4 separate regions of the Homo sapiens genome follow, and regions 2, 3 and 4 are each linked to region 1. Evidence: chromatin contacts called from ENCODE Hi-C or POLR2A ChIA-PET data. All regions are on one chromosome and are shown on one strand. The core of a region is the stretch at or near the end of the contact, and the rest is flanking DNA. Distances in the headings are between cores, read along the strand shown.

The links. A loop is a pair of places that touch in the nucleus more often than their neighbours do. ChIA-PET counts read pairs that join two places held with the same protein, here RNA polymerase II (POLR2A). Pooled maps may share reads with other maps.
Region 2: a map of A673 shows a loop between it and region 1 (7-fold over the local background). The contact joins two enhancer-like sites. A Hi-C loop is called at or near these places in 3 of 168 maps with a recorded cell type or tissue (A673, IMR-90 and mammary epithelial cell). POLR2A ChIA-PET finds 5 or more read pairs at or near these places in 2 of 52 experiments (MCF 10A and OCI-LY7).
Region 3: a loop to region 1 is called in a map of GM12878, with 2.0 times the contacts of the local background. The contact joins two enhancer-like sites. A Hi-C loop is called at or near these places in 1 of 168 maps with a recorded cell type or tissue (GM12878), 15 of 37 single-sample maps with no recorded cell type and 4 of 50 pooled maps. POLR2A ChIA-PET finds 5 or more read pairs at or near these places in 1 of 52 experiments (activated CD4-positive, alpha-beta T cell).
Region 4: a map with no recorded cell type shows a loop between it and region 1 (2.1-fold over the local background). The contact joins the promoter of LINC01571 here to the enhancer-like site in region 1. A Hi-C loop is called at or near these places in 7 of 37 single-sample maps with no recorded cell type and 1 of 50 pooled maps. POLR2A ChIA-PET finds 5 or more read pairs at or near these places in 2 of 52 experiments (A673 and BJ).

What each region holds. Positions count from the first base shown.
Region 1 is chr16:51,568,307-51,571,045 of GRCh38, reverse strand. No RefSeq gene overlaps it. Among named protein-coding and RNA genes, the nearest start is that of HNRNPA1L3, 76 kb to the left of the region's middle. Within about 2 kb of position 1,390, at least 2 of the 41 ENCODE cell types and tissues checked have a DNase peak (open chromatin) inside an H3K27ac peak, as active enhancers do; they include A673, where a contact is called at or near this core.
Region 2 is chr16:51,430,401-51,433,100 of GRCh38, reverse strand. All of the region lies in intron 2 of LOC102723323 (a long non-coding RNA gene), which reads left to right. Among named protein-coding and RNA genes, the nearest start is that of HNRNPA1L3, 210 kb to the left of the region's middle. Within about 2 kb of position 1,385, at least 3 of the 41 ENCODE cell types and tissues checked have a DNase peak (open chromatin) inside an H3K27ac peak, as active enhancers do; they include A673, where a contact is called at or near this core.
Region 3 is chr16:51,406,886-51,409,704 of GRCh38, reverse strand. The region is part of intron 2 of LOC102723323 (a long non-coding RNA gene); the gene reads left to right. Among named protein-coding and RNA genes, the nearest start is that of HNRNPA1L3, 240 kb to the left of the region's middle. Within about 2 kb of position 1,269, at least 3 of the 41 ENCODE cell types and tissues checked have a DNase peak (open chromatin) inside an H3K27ac peak, as active enhancers do.
Region 4 is chr16:51,761,155-51,763,854 of GRCh38, reverse strand. It overlaps LINC01571 (long intergenic non-protein coding RNA 1571), which reads right to left and starts at 1,336. Exons shown (of 3, transcript NR_110916.1): 1 at 1,280-1,336. It overlaps LOC105371257 (a long non-coding RNA gene), which reads left to right. Exons shown (of 4, transcript XR_001752182.1): 3 at 1,439-1,925.

The DNA of each region.
Region 1 (2,739 bases), core at 141-2,640:
ACCAGTTTGTAGACCCTTGCTATTCAAAGGTTCTATAAAAATAAATTCAGCAGAAAATGCTTTTCAAGTAAGAAAAAATGCTTCATTCCAACTCCAGGAGGGTTAAAAATGCTTCAGGCAAACAAGCTAAATGACAATAAAATATATTTACTGCTATAGTCGCTGGCTTACCAGGGACTATATAATCTAGGGACCAGCAGCATCAGCATCACCTGGGAACTTGCTAGAAATGCAGAATCTGAAGCCTCATCCTAGACTTGCTTAATCAGAACCTACACTTTTAACAAGGTCCCTGGTGACTGATATCCGTGCTAAAGTTTGAGCAATGCCGGCTTGAACGCGCTCGTGCACAGAGCCTAGATGGCATACTTTCTTCCTCTATACCCCAGAGCAGACATGCAGAATAATTTTCTGTTATGAAAGCAGAGCATGGGTCGTTTTTTGGAGAAGAGGGAGGTAGTATCCTGCTCCAACAGGGCCCTGTTTGAGTTGACTCAAGGGAGCCACAAAATGTCTTCTGAAGTCCACAGGTCCATGGGTAGCATAATAAACGTGTCTTATGCAGGGACGGAACTAGGTTGAGGCCAGTAAGATACTTGCCCAAGGTGCAAATTTTACAGAGGTACCAAAATACCTAGTAATCAAGATCAATAATACTTTAATGCAATAATTTTTTAAATTAAAATTAATGCAAAGAAACTCAATATACAAAATATCATAATTTTCCAACTCGCCTCATCCTAGTTCCAGCTCACATTCTGTTCATGCCAATTTAAATATTTCTGTAATCCATTGTCTCCTGCTATTCATACTTGTCCCTCAAAAGCCACTGAACAAGAAGTATGATTTCAAACCTATAAAAATAAACTTAACAAAAAATGCTTTTCAAGTTGGAAAAAATGCTTTGTGCCAACTCTAGGAGGGTTCAAGATGCTTCAGCCAAACAAGCTAAAAGACAATAAAATGTATTTACCACTATAGTCTCTGATTTTGCAGGGAACCAACCCGTCTCCATCTTTTGTCCCTATTGTCTGCTTAAGGGACAGATAGTAGGGACATTATCTAAATGCCAAACCAAGAGTCGGAGTTACCATTAAGGAATGCAACACGCCTTTACTGTGATTGATATTCCAGTGACTTTGGGGGAGGAGAGAGGTTTGAAATGGGGCTTTGGCAAGCCAGCTGAGATGAAAATAGCTGGGAAGCTGCCTCTGTGTGTCTCTTTCACACATAGACTTCCGTTTCAGGGCCAGAACCTGGAAGTGCCCTGGGGTACAGGAAAGAAGAAACTCAGTTGAGAATGAATGAATCACCATTAGGCGTGTTTCAGTTCCTGTCTGGGGAGTACCAGCTGCAGATACCAAGAAAATACTAACTTTTCTTGCCAACTCTGTGCAGGCTGGAACAGAGAAGGAAGAGCTGACAAAGTGTGCACTTAACCACAGCTCTGGGGAGGCAATGCCTTGATATCCCCACGGTATTTATGTCTGCATCATTTATGCAGAACACTTCTAGGTTCTTCTGTTGTTAATTGGCTTCATGAGGGAGCAAATGAAGTCATCAGATGAAACAGATGAGCTTTGGAGCAAAATAGATGCAGTATCAGAGTCTATCTCAACCATTCACCTGAGTGTCTGCACTATCCCAGGCATCAATTTCTTCATCCTTGTGGGACTGGTATGAGATCATGCCTATGAAATGCTTTAATCTGTGACCTAGCAGGGAACTTGAAACCCAAGAGGCAAAAAACCATCCTTCTCAACCAACCTATAAGATTTCCGACTGACAGGAGCCCTCTATTTTATTCCCAGTACTTACCAGTAACTGACATTTGCATAGTGCGTTTAAAGTTTCAAAGCACTTTCCCTTAAAATCATTATACTGTGTCATTCCAACATTCCAATAAGTTAGGCAGGGCAATAATTATTATTACTGTTTTTAAATATGAAAACATAGCAACTATTAGAAACAGGTCTCTGGCTGAGTCCAACTAATGCTTCAAATCTTTTGACCTCTATGTTTTGCAAATATTTAAACAACAAATATTTGTTGAATATAAGACTTCAGGGACCCAAATGAAAAGTTCAAAATACTGATGACCTCATTCTAGACCCCAAAACTTCATTTTGTTGCATTTTTTCTTCTGATGACAGGTTATTAAGGTGCTCAAGGTGACAGGACATGTCTTTATAGATCTTGAAATCTCACCGAGCATCAAGAAGTGTGCTAACATAGAAGGAACCAGGGTTTGTCTTCTGGCTGATTGTGTAAAAATGATAATTGATCTATGGCTATTAGATGTTTGCATGCATTAGACGTTTGCTCATGTTTTCATGAATAAAATGAAATGGAGAATGGGCTTATTTTCATGTCAGTTGTAATCTTGTGTTAACACCCAACCCAGTACACATGGCTTTCTATAGCCACGACCACTGTAGTCCCTTTGGGATGCATCTGTCCTGAGTTGGCCAGGACCACCTCCCTTCTGCCTGGGCAGTTGGAGCTTTGGGAGTTCATCTTTCACAAACACTTTAGAAATTCTGAAGCCATTCTATGGGTCAGTGCTGAATTTAAGGAGCTACGTATCAACTTGAATCAGACTGATTACAACTCCTCTGAACCTAATTGGCAAAACCTAACTGCATTCATGTTTTATTAAAAGCAACTTTCATTACACAGGCGGTGCTGTCAGAAAAATAAATTACATCTGCAAGTACTTAGGTATAAAATTTTGCAGAT
Region 2 (2,700 bases), core at 136-2,635, 140 kb after region 1:
CATGAGCAGGTCATGTAATAAAGGAACTAAACTTACTCAGTTTCTCCTATGCACTGGAGAAAACATTCTATCCAAGATTCAGCAGGAGTCGGTGATTTTCTTGCCCAGGAATTCCTGCATGCATTTCACTGAAATTGTGCTTAGCAGTACCTCCTTAACTTGCTTTCTCATTTCAAGCACAAATTTCACATTTACCACCTCTACGAGTTTTCTAATAATTTCTTCATCAAATCATATGTTACTATTAGCATGTGTATGTATTCGACAACAAATTCACCCAGAACCTCCCAGTTCTGTGTGTGAAGGTAGTGGGAGGTGGCAGGGATTGGGTGGGGCTATAGGCTTACAGAAATTACAAACTGTGAAACAGTCCCTGTCCAAAGTCATGGGCAAATGGGTGCCTACAGACACTTAAACAAACAACAATATTAGTGATCGTTTATTATAAAGACTAAGAGTGCGATCTCTGAGCCAGGCTTTCTGAGATGCAATTTAGTCTCCACCACTAAACAGCTGTGTGACCTTGGGCAGATCTCTTACCTGTCTGTGCCTCACTTTCCTCATCTATGAAATGGACATGAAAACTATACCTACTTCATAGAGTTGAATGAGATGATATGTCTAAAACATTTAGAATAATGCCTAACACATTATAATATTATGTAAACTTTATCTTAAAAACTAATGAATGAAAATTATAATTTGATGTGCTAACTATGGACCAAGCACTGTGCTAAGAAGGGTTTTACACTGATTATCTATCTCATTTCACCCTCACAAGGAAATGCACCCATCAACCCTGGAGACGTTACTTGGCCTTGGTTGTAAATTGGGGTTAATGAAGTACCATCCTATAACATTGTCAAAAGGAAACAATGAGTTAATATGTGTAGAGTAGTTAGGGCTAGGCCAGTACAAAGTTAAGGGCTTAGCAAGAGAAGTTTACAAAGTTTAAATAGTTTGCCTGGATTCACATGGCCAATTGATAAGGGTTGAATCATTATTTAAACCCAGGCATGCAATTACTACCTTACCACAGTGACTGACTGAAAAGAATGCACAACCAGGCGCAGGTCTACGCAAAGCTTTGTGAAAGCACAAATCCTTCAGTTGCGCCTGGGAGGATCAGGGGAGTTTATATAGAGCAGATGATCCTACCTTCCTTCCTTCCTTCCTTCCTTCCTTCCTTCCTTCCTTCTTTCCTCTTTTTCTATGACAATGGCAGTAGACATTCATTTACTTTGGTTCAGTGCAATAGTAATGACTCGGTATACACTAAAAGAATGTTACAAACTCCTGTGGGTCAAGAGACACGATCGTTTATCACAGGCCAAGATGTAGTCACACATCACGTGATCACACAGGCTGGTAACTGGCTTCAGTGGTGGTTGGGCTGACTCAGCCTGAAGCAAGAGGAAAGCAAATGTGGTTAATTAAGACTGCAGGGAATGTTTAGACTGTGTGCAACCGATACCCCAGCCACCGTCTCCATGTTTTCCTGCAGAGGAAATTTGCATACAACTCAAATATTACTATACTTCCTAAAACCCTTTCAGATATTGTCAGGGAAGGAATTGAGAGGAAGGACTTAGCACTTTTAGAATTATCCCAGTGGCACGCTTAAAGAGTGGTGATTGATGAGAAAGGACAAGTAGTAATTCCCAAATTATGCTTCTATTTATACTTCAATTACAACATTGCGAGAAGAAAACAAGACTTGTTCCCTTCATAACCTCCGTAGAACTGGGCTTAGTGTCTCTCACATAGATGATGCCCATAAGGAATGGTGAACCAAGGGGTGAAATCGAGAGAGACTTTATCATATCTTTGATAGAATGACAGAGATCTCTCTTGGCTCTTTAGGGAAAGATCACAAAATAAAAACACACAAAGTACAAGAAGTTTTCTTTCCTAATGACTAGTAGGGCAGAACCTATTGGGTAAACATGCCCTGGAGCTGTTTTTAAACTCTAAATAAAAGACAATTCACCCTCCTGCTAATTCTTCTTTTAGCTTCCAAAATCAGCCAGTTGGCACAAGACACTAAAACATACCTAGTCCCAGCTTGACCTCGTTAAAGAAATCCTCTATAAGTACAACTCCTAAAGCAAGTCATGCTCCCAAGCAGGTTTGGAGTGACAGTAGTTCTATAAGCTCCTCCAAGAAATAAGGGTTCTTGTTCCAGTAAGTAGAGAAATGCTGCAACAATAACCCTTTCTTGGAGAATCACAATGCACACTATTCTGTTAAAGCATCTGCAACAACAGAAAAATGTATTCAATTGTGTTTAACACAATGATGCCCAAATATATTTGGCCATAAAATTCTAAAACATGTATTTGTATTTTAAATATATCTTTTAATTTACACCTATGTAATAACTATGTCTATATCTATAGAGAAATGGATATATATATCCTGAAGAAATGGTTTCTAATAAAACACACATAACAGAATACTGGTCTTGATTAGATTGTGTTGGTTGTATTGAAGGTGAGCTTAGGCCACAGGTGAGTAAGACCCTGCCCTCCAAGTAGCTACTGTTTGTGATGTCTATGAGAGGCTTTAATGGGGAGAAGATAATGTGCTATTGGAGGAAAGAGAAACTCTGGGTACAGGAATTAATGAAAACGGGAACACAATGAAAGTGGAGAAAGACAGCAAGACTTCTGAATTTATAACACCAGCCTCACCCTCCTC
Region 3 (2,819 bases), core at 20-2,519, 160 kb after region 1:
AAAGGAGGGCTGGAGATGGGGAGTCTCCCTGCTGGAGAGTCTGCCTCTCCTTCTTTGCAGTTGAATTGAGGAGTGTTTTAAGCCTACTTTGTTTGCCATCAACATCAAAATGTCTTTCTTGATTGTAAACTTCTGGAAAGTGAGACAGAGAACATGTGTGGTTACGCAAATGGCCCTGTGATATCAGTTCACTATTCCCACAGCAGATGGCTGGCTATCTGTGGCCTGAATTCAATCATCCTTTTGAAATCTTTGCTAACTTGCTCATCCTTTCTGGGAGTCAGCTTTTCTATCAGTAAAATGAGAGTGTGTACTCCAGGCTCCTCCCAGAAGTAGCTGTATGGCTTTCTCCTGGGTCCCCTACCATGTGTTAGGATATTCTGTGATGCTTCAGTGAAAGTAGCTGGTGCTGCAGAGGTCTCCACTGGGAATGAGAAGCAAATCCTTAGGGAACTGTTGGTCTTCCACAAGCAGTGATACACACCCATGACTGGCACCCAGGCAAGTCTTGCCAAACCGCATCATGTTACCCGTTCATTTCAGGGCCAGGAGCCTTTTGTCAAGGAAGGTAAGGAAGAGCTTCTGACAATGACGGCCAAGTTCTCGTTGACTCAAGTTTCAATCTTCACACTGATTTCTATTCTCATTATTTAATTTCCTCCTCATCAGACAGAATTAAATACCAAATACCATTCCCAGGTCTTCTAAAGTCCAATTGCCCAAATGCTTTGTTTCCAACTTACATAAAAGTTTAAATTTCCTCTTCCCTTGCTCAAATTTCTGCCAAAACAGTCATCAGCAATGAAATTTTTGAAGATAATTAGCACATCAGATGTCTGTAATAAGCTAATCATGTATTTCTTGGATTGTACTTCTCTGGTTAGCTGTTATTAATCACAAATATTATTCATGTCATTTGAAATATTCCTGTTGGCGGATGTTTTCATCCTTGAAGAATTCCAGCTAAAAGTCTTTAGCTACGGATGCAGACCCTTCCCCCCACTCCAGCCCCACCCAACCGTGAGAGGCAAGATTCAATCGTGTCTTGTTGAACAGGGTTAACCTTCAGGGGAAACAGCATTAAGGGAAGTAATTATCCATTCACACTGAGCTGGCTACAAATAAAGTGAGAAAATCACCTTCTCAGAACTCACATGAAAAACATAATGTAGTTAATATTAAATAAAGGGATTGGGTAACCTGGCCTCTTTTTACAGTGTGTGCTTATGTGTCCTTGATCAGGGGCTGTTTTGTTTATGATTAATGAATGACTCACCTTGGGCTGTGTTCCGTTCAATGCATACCTCATTATGAATTTGAAGAGGTCATTTCTTTCTTGGATTTAAAATAAGAATCTCTTTGTACATTCAGAAAGTTAAGAGTTTGATATTGGTGAAAAATTAGGGCAAAAAGAACTGGGGGGCATTTGCTTTGGGTTATTTCTGTTGTTGTTGCTGTTGTTGTTGTTCTCATTGTTGGCTTATAATGTTCAGAATTTGGAGAAAAATTCTAAGCCCGGGCTCTCATTTTAAAGTAGATCCTAAAATTATGTGGCTTAGGCTCAACTTATCTGTGGCAGTAGTACTGCCCTACAGTGCTGTGAATCAGAAGGGCTTGATGTCTCACCTCATAAGGGCTGTCCAGGCTGCTCCAGGAGGGGCTTGTGGAGGGGGGTTCAAATGGCACAAACATAAATTAAAAAGAAACAAAATCTGAGGCCCCAGTATTCAGAAAGGGCATATAGTCCAGCAGCCTCTCTTTTAATGTCTTCTTTTTTCTTTAAAGCTGTGTTTTCTGTTCATTACAGTTTAATTTCATTTATACTTAATGTCAGAATGAGTAGTAGATTGCAATGTAATTTACCAAACCCTACAAAACCCAATTTTGATGCAGAAGGTCATAACTGGGTTAAAAACTGTATGTGTATGCCTATTTTTTTTTCACAAGATCCCTGACAAAGCCATCTGATAAGAAAATATGTATCTCTTTGTCATTTTATATATGTAAGTGCATGCACATGCACAAACATACACACCAAGCACACCCACAAACACATATATCAGAGGAAGATAGATGATAGATAGGCAGATATCAATCTGCAAGTATAGATTTTGTTTTTTAATTAAGACAAGAGGGTTACTACCCAGGAGAGGGAACTTCTATGTTTGAGACACAGCCCCAAGGTGGTAGGAGGTGAACACTTTCAGAATGACCATCATTTCCACCTGTGCACACACAAACATGTGGTTTGACCACCGGTGGGCCCCACCACAACTCAGTTAATGATCTTTCCACAGGGGTATGTGTGTTCACTGTGCATCCAAATGAGGGCTTGTCACGCAGAAATAAAAGCACATGCACAAACAGGCCTTGGCAGTTGACTAAGGATACCCACTTCACGGTAGACATAGTTCATTAGTCACCTAGCCAGCTTTTTAAAAAAGTCAAGTTATTTCTTTATGTGTGAGAGAAACTATGTCCTTTGATCATAGCCGTTAAGATGGGATTAAATAACAGCAAATCTCAGAGACCCAAGCATTACTCCTGGCTCTATCATTAACTGGCCATGTGACCTTGGGCAGGTCATTTTCCCTCACTGGGCATCCGGGGCTGTTTCTGTAAAAGGAAGGCTTTGGACTAGGTAGACCTTAACATTGTTCCTTAACATCAATGTTCTATGATTTTTTTCCTAGTAATTATGCCCTTCCCATCAATATTCTATGATTCTGTTAAAATACAAGAATAGCTGACACAACATAGGAAACACCTCCACCTCAAAATGTCGTCTTGGTGGATGTCTTGCTGTTTCACAAATTAAA
Region 4 (2,700 bases), core at 87-2,586, 190 kb before region 1:
TCAGATAAACAAAGAATATCTTTTAGTGTAAGTATGCCCCACGTAATATCTGGGACATACTTACACTAAAATCAAACCACTATTCATTCTTTTTCTGAAATTCAAATGTAACTGGGTATTCTGTAATTTATCTGGCAACCCTAGGCCTCCAATTCTATAATTAATGATTCTGACTGTATTTGTTTCTAAAAGTGTATGAAGGAGAGAGAGAGAGAGAGAAGCAATCCCCTGAAAGCACTCACCAGCCGGTTGCTAGTCTGCAAAAGGACAGCTCATGGCATTAGAGTAAAAGTCTCTTTAGGCTGAGAGGCAGCCCTGGAGAAAACAACGCCCTTTCCTGATGACATAGGCCCCTCCCATGGCTGTCCTGAGAGCCAGACCTCTTTGTGGGCCTAGAGAGCTCTGTGCCCTGAACCGTCTCAGTGGCAGGCAGTGCTGTGCTGAGCGCCCTAAGAAAAAGCCTAGTCCCTTCCATACACAAAGACAATTGCAATTAATCCCTGTTGTGAGCCACCAGGCACCAAGGATCACAGAATCCTCACAACAGGGGCCTAAACAAATCATCCTTAGGTGGAAACCAGGAATGGATCCAGCCTCCCCTTTCTCCCTAAGTAATGTGGACATAGAGGGCATCCACCCCAACCTGTTTGTTATGGGACTGGGTAAGAGTGGGAAGATAGAGCAAGATAGAGAGAGGAAGAGGATGTGAGATGCTGGAAGTCAGTGTTGCAGTCAGTTAGCAAAAGGCCGGGTAGTTAGAATTGGGATACCGAGATTTCCCCCACAACCTTAAAAAATAATTGCAGGTAACACTTTATTCTGTGTTACAGTGAGGTCCCTCCCTTAAGCATAATGACTGCTTCTTTGGTCCATTTAGTTTGGGTCTTTTGCAATTTATCAGAGATGAGTTCCCTGGAGTCTGGGATCCCATTCAAAGCAGTGTGGGCGCACGCATAAGTGTGTTGATTGCATTTCCACAATCCTCAGATTCTGCCCTTGAGAGGGGCTGTCCCTCCACTGATTCCTGGAATGGATGGGCAAACAGAGCCCCAGTGTCTCCAAAAGCACTTCAGAATCCCCCTCACCACCACCGCCACGCCGCCAGGAAATGAATTAACCTGGACACCCAGACAGCTGCCATTAACTCGACCTCCCCTCCATAAAGAAGCACGCAGAGCCGGAGTGTAAAGAGGATATGGTTAGGATACGATGTTTAACAGAGAGAAAGAAAGGAGGAGAAACAACTGTTTGCTTTAGATGCAAATAAACTCAACTTCACCTTTAAAGCTGAAAACCTGTGCCCTTGGCAAGACGTTTGGGGACTGTTCCAGAGATATTAATCTTCCTCCGTTTACATGTTAAATAGATCTTTGGAAACGGTTTCTCCAGCACTGTTTTTTCTCTCCGGCACAATCTCCTTCTCTCTTTCTTTTTTTAGTACAGTCAGGACTCCCCAGCAGCGAGAAGCCCCGGGGGACGAAGGTGGAGGCACCAAGCCGTGTGGATTTCAGAGCCATCCGCGGCTGCCGGCTGTTGGGGCGGCCAGGAGTGGCCTGCCAGCAGATGGCGCTGCGCCGCACGTTATGGACCCTCGTGTGCCCGACCGGCTCAGGGAAGGAGACAGACGGCTCAAAGTTTCTAGTGCCATTCCTGGACTGAAACAAATGTTTGTGGAATTAAGTAGTGATTTCCTTTAGTGTGCGCCACTCTTACTGGCTGTGTTTTCAGGCCTAGATGTTAACATATGCCACATATTACTTTTTTTTTTTTTTTTTTCCTGGTGAAGTCAGGGGTTTCCAAGCACTCAGCCTCATCCTAAGTGTTCATGTCAACTAGCAAAGGTCTGCATTTTCTGATAAAATAACTTATAAAACTTCCATATTAAGAGCTAAAATGGTTTGGAAGACAAAGAAGTGCTGAGAAATGTAAGTAAACAGAGCACCTAACATTTTGTCTTTCTAAATAAACAAACGGGGAGGGAGGTGTTCCTTTATTAGGCTCAAAAATTACTCATGAGAGCGGCCAGGAGGAGATTCAAGGCATTCGGGAAAAAGTGTCTCTGGCTACTGGGGGGAAGGGGGTTGCATTATGTGATTGCTGGAAACACTGAGGTGCAATGATCATAAATGTAGAATCGTGGAGAAAATTTAGGATATGCTCGGAACACCCAAGGCACAGCCAGAAGTCCCTGGGTTTTCAGAACCCAGTTAAACAACAATGGGTTAAGGGTGATAGGAATTGCCAGTGCAATTGCTTCACCATGCCAAGTGGCTCCATTAGTTAGGGTTCAGTATGTATTTAATGTTGCCATAAAATCTGTCTTCTCAAAGTAAACAAGGCAAGTCTGTGAGCATCTCCGACAAGATGTATGAAGCTTTGTTTGGGATAATGGATTTGACATGAGTAAAAACACTGGGGATTAAATGGACCCAGCACGGATAAATATGACTAATTGTCATCTCCTCGTATCAGCGTAAACATCTCTAGCACCGCATACTAGGGAGAGATGGTGGAGCAAGGGGGTTTGGGGGCGATTAGTCACTGCAGAATTGATTCACAACTGATTGATTAAGCAGGGATGGAGGGGAACATTGAGGCCTTTCCTTCCACATGGAGGTGAATGTCGCGTTTTAGAATTTCCAAGCATTTCTTGCTCAGATTGAACTGTGAGTCACAGCCCTAAAGAGTGAGTACACAGCT